Linked DNA regions of Mus musculus: region 1 is linked to region 2. The links are chromatin contacts, found by Hi-C or POLR2A ChIA-PET in ENCODE. All regions are on one chromosome and are shown on one strand. The core of a region is the stretch at or near the end of the contact, and the rest is flanking DNA. Distances in the headings are between cores, read along the strand shown. Region 1 holds the start of Ppfibp1 (PTPRF interacting protein, binding protein 1 (liprin beta 1)). Region 2 holds the start of Smco2 (single-pass membrane protein with coiled-coil domains 2).

Evidence for each region. Hi-C counts contacts between places; a loop is a spot of excess contacts on that map. ChIA-PET counts read pairs that join two places held with the same protein, here RNA polymerase II (POLR2A).
Region 1: a loop to region 2 is called in a map of adrenal gland, with 2.3 times the contacts of the local background. The contact joins the promoter of Ppfibp1 here to the promoter of Smco2 in region 2. A Hi-C loop is called at or near these places in 9 of 37 maps with a recorded cell type or tissue (Patski, adrenal gland, heart and 1 more). POLR2A ChIA-PET finds 5 or more read pairs at or near these places in 1 of 5 experiments (Patski).

The regions. Positions count from the first base shown.
Region 1 is chr6:146,887,116-146,890,648 of GRCm38, reverse strand. It overlaps Ppfibp1 (PTPRF interacting protein, binding protein 1 (liprin beta 1)), which reads right to left and starts at 2,155. Exons shown (of 31, transcript NM_001355728.1): 1 at 1,966-2,155.
Region 2 is chr6:146,848,082-146,851,811 of GRCm38, reverse strand. Smco2 (single-pass membrane protein with coiled-coil domains 2) reads right to left here and starts at 1,702. Exons shown (of 10, transcript NM_027059.1): 1 at 1,581-1,702.

The DNA of each region.
Region 1 (3,533 bases), core at 906-3,405, 38 kb before region 2:
GGAGTTTGAAACAAGAAATAAAATCAGAATCCTGCCAATAGACAATTGCTTTCTCAAGTTAACAATCAGACCTTTTGAGTTCCCCTCACACTGCTGTCAATTCTTACTGAAAGCAAGGGTCTGTTTTGGTCCCACATCGGAAAAAAATCATATTCTCATTATTAAGAGTTTGTATACCATGCTTCCCAGCATTCCCCTGTTAAAACTCCTTTCCCAACCAGTAATGCTGGCACAGGCTTAACCCTAAGAGTTAGGAAGCAGAGACAGGCAGACTTCAGTGAGTTTGAGGCCTGAGCGGTCTGCACAGTGGCTCAGAACAGCCAGAGCTACATAGTGAAATCCTGTTTTAAAAATAAAAAGTAATAAAATAAAACTTAAACTCCTTTCTCTAAAAGTGAACCCTGAAAACACAACTAACAGCCTTCATTCAACTTTTTCTCAAGAAGCCCCAGGCAAGATCTAGATTGTCAGCCGCTTTCCTAACTGCTCTGGTGTATAAACACCAACAGAGTTATAGAATTGTGCCCCCAAGAAACCAGTTTTCCCACAGCTACGAATATATACAAGTGAATTTCTCACATCCTAACTGGACTACATAAAAAATATTTTACATTGATATGCAAGGATAACACTGATGTTCTTTTACTTAAGCAATATATGGTAGGATGTAAGGAAACTGAGAAAACATAAAACTATTTTCTCTTTACTTTCTGGGAAGATGATTCACATATTTGTGACACTTTTAAATATTCCCACCTGCACATATACTTCCCTGCTGGTTCTGTAGTAGTGTAGGAGACTGGGCTCAAGCATATGTCCCTGATGGGCATTCTCTTGTAATATGAGGAAACCGAGATTCAGGGTCTGAGCACACTTTCCAAATGTGTGGCGTGGCTCTGCAGTATTATATAGGGATTCTGGGGTTCCACCACAGTCCCCTGACTGGAATCTGGGGTATATTACAGGGAGTCTGGGTCCCATTGCAGTTCCCTGAATGGAGCGTATGGTATTATTGGAGTAGTTCCGGGGTGTGGGGTCCCACGAAAATTCCCTAACTGAAGTCTGTGGTGTGGTGGAGACTCTGGGGTGTAGGGTCCCAGAACACTTCTGTAATTGGAGTTCTGTGGTATCAGAGTCTATGGTGTGGTGGGAGGACAAGTGTGAAATGGGCTCACACTGTCCTGAATGAGTCTGTGGCGTGGTGAGATACCCACTGTGTAAAACTGTGCGCATGTCCCTGACTAGAGTTCCATGGTACTAGGATTCTGGGGTGTTCGGGTCCCAGCACATTTCCCTGACTGGAGTCTGTGGTGTGGTGGGGAGTCCAGGAGTGAGCTGGAAGCACACTTCTCTGACTGGAGGCTGTGGTGTGGTGGGGATTCTGAGGCGTGGGGTCCCAGCACACTTCACTGATTGGAGTTCTGTGATTCAGAGTCTATGGTATGGTGAGGGGACGAGTATGAGATGGGCTTATACTACCCTGGCTGGAGACTGTGGGTGTGTAAGGGGTCGGGGAGTCCGGGTGTGAGCTGGGAGCACACTTCCCTGGCTGCAGGCTGTGGAGGGAAGTCTGGATGTGAGCTGGGAACACACTTCCCTAACTGGAGTCTGGGGGGGGGGGTGCTGGGGGGGGTAGACCGGGTGTGAACTGGGAGCACATCTCCCTGACTGGAGACTGTGGTGTGAAGGAGAGACCGGGTGTGAGCTGGGAGCACACTTCCCTGACTGGAGTCTGTGGAGGGGAGTCTGGGTGTGAGCTGGGAGCACACTTCCCTGACTGGAGTCTCTGGGGGAGTCCGAGCACACTTCCCTGACTGGAGTTCTGTGCTGTGGGGAGTCCGGGTGAGGGAACCGAGGACCCAGACGAGCCCTTCCTGTCACCCCGAAGCTGCTGCCCCCCACTCACTAGAGATCCCCGAGAACGCGGGCGCGGGTCGCAGAAGGAACCGCCCGCGGCTGGCTTACCTGAGGCGGAGGGCCGCCGAGCTCCACAAGTTGCAGTTCCGCCTCCCGGGACCCGCCCGGCTGCCAGATCGCCACTCTCGACGCGGCCGCCCCCGCGCCCTACACGGCGACAGGAGCCGGGGCCGGAGCACAGCGCCCGGCTGACATCACCGCCGCCCAGGTGCCGCCTCCCCTCGGTCCTCCTCGTCCCACCGCCCCGCCCCTCCCCCGGCGGGAACCAGCCCCAGGGGCGGAGGGGGCGGGGCCTCGCGCTTGCGGCCCGCTGATTGGCCGGGCGCGCGGTCACTCCGAGGCGGCGCCTGGTCTCCCACATTCCTGGCCGAGCCCAGCGGAGCTGGGAGTGGGCGTCGGTGGGGAGCGCGCCCGGTCCGCTGCGGTCCGTAGGGCGCGGATAAAGGGCTGCGCTGAGCCGGGCGGTCGCTCGCAGCTCTTCCCGGGTCAGAAGCGACGCTCATCCCGAAAGAACGCCTCTGTGTCGCGGACCGAGCGGACGTGGCGGGCGGGGAGCCCCGCGGATAAAGTAAAAGGCCCCGGAGGGGAAACTGAGGACTTACAGAGACTGAGCGGACGAGGATCCCAGAGGTGGCCACCCTAGTTCCGCGTGGTCATCTAGCGGCGCTCAACCACGTGGCTGCTTTTGCATTTAGTAACGAGACAAAAATAAAAATAAAAAGACACGCAAGCTTCCAGAGAAATAAAATGAACTCTCCAGAGGGAGGGGGTAAATGTTTTACTATTTATATTTTTTCGAGGTTTTCCCCCCCTCTCCCCCCCCCCGCTGTGACACATATCAAGGCTGGTCTTCAAATTGTTATCTTTTTACCTTAGCCTTCCTAATAGCTGAGGTTACAGGCCCACACTCAGCAATAACCTGCTTTTTAAAGATTTTTTATTATTATTTTTGTTGGAGTTTGTTGTTGTTGTTTGTCCTGTCGTGAAACTGTGTGTGGACCAGACTGGTCTTGAACAGCTATCTGCCTGCCTCCGCCTCAAACTATTCAAATCAAAGATGTGTACCACCACACCCAGCTATTTTTGTTATTTTGTTTAATTATGTGTAGTATGTGTGTGTACCCATGGAGGCTAGAAGCATTGAATTCTCCCAGTTGTGAGATAGGGGCTGTGGGCTGAACTCAAGTGTTTCTGCAAAAAGAGCAGAAGAGGTTAACTGTTTGGCCATCTCTTCAGGCCCTATGCTGAACTTTTTAAGTCCCATAAGGCTTCTGTTTTGATGCACAACTGAAAAGGGAGAACCCTCACAACTGAGTTCAAACCACATGATAATAATTACTGTTGAACCAATTGCAGTGACTGAGCTAACAATTAAGAATTAACTACTATTTACCCTCTGGTGGATATCAGCTGTGTAATCCTCTTGGCTGCAAAGTCAGGGAGATTCTCAGGAGCCCTTCTTTCAGTTTCCCCTGTCAGACCCAGAACTGAACTGAATAATGAAAAGCAGCTTTATGGATACAGAATATGATTAGTTTCTGTTAGCTTTTTGTTGGCTATGAGCCTCCCCAGCCCCCACCGCCGCCGCTGCCACCACCCTGGGGAACGGAAGGTGG
Region 2 (3,730 bases), core at 453-2,952:
TAAAAGACCTTGAACTGAAACGGAATCCTTTGCCAGAGCAGTAAGTGCTCTTAATCAAGCTCAGCGGCTTCTCCAGTCCCCACTCCCAGGTTGAACCTCTAAAGGCTCAATCAACACCACCAGCAGCTGTGTGTGATCCCTGCCCTTCCCTTTGGCCAGGTGAGCTCACTAGAGAGCAGAGAATCCTGGAAGCAATGAGGACTAAAATAAAGGAAGAGAAATGCAAAGAAGGTCTCAGTGGCTTACATCTAAAGTCCTAATACTTCTGAGGCTGTGGCAGGGGGATTACCTGCAGTTTGAGGCTAGCTCAGGCCAGCCAGGGCTACAGCATGAGGCCCTAACTCCAAACAAACACACAGGCAGAGAAGGCTGAGACAGAAACACGTGTGAAAAACTTTAAGAAGGTGATAGGATGAGGGCTCTCTTGGTACGAGAGGCAGATCTCTGGGTCTTGCTAGCTAGCCAGCCTAGCTTAATGAATCCAGAGCTCCAGATCAGTGAGAAACTGTCTCAAAAAAAAAAAAAAAAAAAAAGGAGGTTTTTGAGAGGGCTATGTAGGTAAATGCACTCACTGTCCAGCCTGATGACTTGAGTTCGATCGTCGCCCCTGCAACCCACATGGTGGAGAGAACTGATTCCCACAGAGGTCCTTTGACCTCTGCATGCACGCATGTAAATATCGATGGATTTTAAAGAATTAAAAACAAAGTGGGTAGCAAGCAATATATATCTGCACACCCACGTGTACACAACAGAAAAGGAAATTAATCCGTGTTATATTAATTTCGCATGACATGGTAGAAGTAGTGGTAACAATACTGATTACATACTCAAAGCGCTTTCGCTTTCCTTAGTAAAGCATGTTGGTTACATTGTTTCGCTTTGGTTAGGTAAAGCATGTTCGTTACATTGTTTCATTAAGTCTTACCCTGTGGGGAGGTAACAAGCCAGATCTTGACCGTTCCTGCTTTTACATTAGGAAACTGAGAGCACTGATGACCCATAATTTGTCCAAAGTTTCATTGCTAAGATATAGTGGAAGGGAGATCTAAACTGTCAGGCTGCTTCCCAATTGCCTCTGCTTCCAAAGGTTTGGCAACAGCCTGCTGACCTCCGAGGCAGCCCCACCTTCTGAAGGTAACTTCTGAGTCTACACAACGGGAAGAAGGACAGTCCTCTAAGCCTGGTGTGCAGCGCCAGCACACAGCTCTGTGCTTGTTGAACACACAGAACCTCCCATCCTGCCCAGCCTCACTTTATCAGTACACAGGGAAGTCTGGGGATTTCTCCCTATACTACCCTATTTTTTGTTTTTACTGGTTGACCTTCAAGGCTTTTTGGAATTAATCGATGAGACTGAGTGAACCCTTGTTCTTTTCTCCTCATGCCACAAAAACATTTAGAATTAACACTTTGAAAAAAAAAAGTGTCTTCATCAAAAAGAACTGATCAACTTTAAAAGACAGCCTCTAGCCCATCCCCCGCTGGATAAGTTGGGAGGAGCATGACTTGAATAATCAGGGAGGCAGCACATGAAGGGGCCCACATTCTTCTCCTTTCGATATTGTTACCATTTGTACCTCAGAGTTCCCTGGGACTTTTGGCTGGTGGCAGAGCCTGTCCTAGCTCCTGGGGACGAGAGGCCTTGCAAGTTGTTCCACACCTGAGGAGGAAAGCTTGCAGTTGGGCCTGCTCTCTCTGACATTCTACTTGGAACCCAGCATGCGAAGCTCCTAACTCCCTCCCCTGAGAGGGAAGACAGCAGTGTCCCCTGCCTAGCTCTAACCTGCATCATCACCAGCTCGCCTCTTAGCCTTCTGGTTTCTCCTCTAGGGCTAGGGCCATCTCCCATTCTGCCATCTCTTCATCCATCAACTGGCCTCAGGCACACAGTGACCTGGGGTGCTCTGACCTCAGCTCCCTCCACCACACAGACACTTTCAACCCCACTGTCTTTTGACCTTGGAGCCTCCAACTTCCTCACCCATGCTCCAAGGCCTCCCACCCAGGGAAGCTGCTCCTCTCTGCCCTGCAGAATAGTTGGCAGTGGTTGCAAGCCTATGGCTCTGACCCTCAACACCCACACCTCCTCTTTTTTTGTATTGTTTTGTTTTTGTTTTTTCTAGACATGGTTTCTCTGTATAGCCCTGGCTGTCCTGGAACTCGCTTTGTAGACCAGGCTGGCCTCGGACTCAGAAACCGCCTGCCTCTGCCTCCCAAGTGCTGGGATTAAAGGCATGCGCCACCACCGCCCGGCCACACTTCCTCTTGAAGTCTATCTACATTTCTCTCTGTCATTTCCAGTCATCATTTGTGGGAAGCCAGAATCCATGGCAGGACCTAACAAGCTGACCGCCATGCCTCTCAACTCCTGAGTCCCTTCTCCTCCACTGGCAGGACAGGGATGGAAGTGGAGCGGCTTACAGGCCTTACCTTTGCATCCTTGTTTGAAGCCTGGTTTTGCCACACACCTGCTGTTTGGTTTGGGGCCAGAGTTAATTACTTTCTCTGGAAGCAGGGTTTGGTAATGGCTTCTGAATTGAACCACTGGAAGGATTAAGGTGATAATTGGGAAGGAGCTGGGAGCTGGGCGGTTGCAGGAGCTCCAGGTAGAGAGCAGGTACCTCGAGGACAGCCATGATTGCTTGCCTGGATGGCTTCCCAGTCTTTCTCCGTAGGTGCTCAGAATCTTATCAAGGGTACTGGAGGATTGTACAGATTTTTAACAGGACCTCTGAGGCCTTGTGCTCACCACCACCTCAGCTTGAAGCTCCAGTCAGGAGCCTCTTTCTTGTGGTCTTTACTTTACCCCACCTGGTTCAGAGGTCAGATTCTGTCCCCTGCTCTCTCTCAGTGCCTGCAGAGACAATCTCCAGCCTTCAGGTTCCTGCCTTGTATCATAACTGCCTTTGTCTTTAGTGGTCCCCGGACTCCATGTTTCTTTAGGGGGAAAATCACAAAAATCCTTCTTTTATTAAAAAAAAATCTATTTATTATTTATTTTATGTATATGAGTACACTGTAGTTGTCTTCAGACACACCAGAAGAGGGCATCGGATCCCATTACAGATGATTGGGAGCCACCATGTGGTTTCTGGGAATTGAACTCAGGACCTCTGAAAGAGCAGCCAGTGCTCTTAACCGCTGAGTCATCTCTCCAGCCCCCTCAAAATTCTTCTAATTTAATCAACACCACAATAGCAAATACTTTTTGAATGTTGACTAACATGCCAGATATTCTTGTGTACATATATAAGCTATTGCTTTAAACAATTCTTCAACAGAGGAAGGATCTGTGACTCATATCCAAACCTAGATAGTGTGGCCTCAGGCCCTTTAAATACACTGTATTGTGATCACTCTTGGTACTGGATTCTCAGGATGACGGTGGTGGTGAATCTACATACTCAGCCATACAAAATAAATAAATGTAGTTTAAAACTTTGGAGGAAATGACGTGGGGGTGCTGGAGAGATGGATCACCAATTGAGAGTGCTTACTGCTCTTCCAAAGGACCCAGACTTGGTTTCCAGTGTCCACATGGAAAACACCTGTAACCTCATCTCAAGTAGTTCTGGTGCTCCATCATGGCCTCCAAGGGCACTGGCACACATGTCTCACACACACACACACACACACACACACAGATAAAAATAAAATCTTTTACAATCAACACACATGGCACTCAAATTTTAATGATGAAATGAGTATCATAATCTTGTTGAAAGTA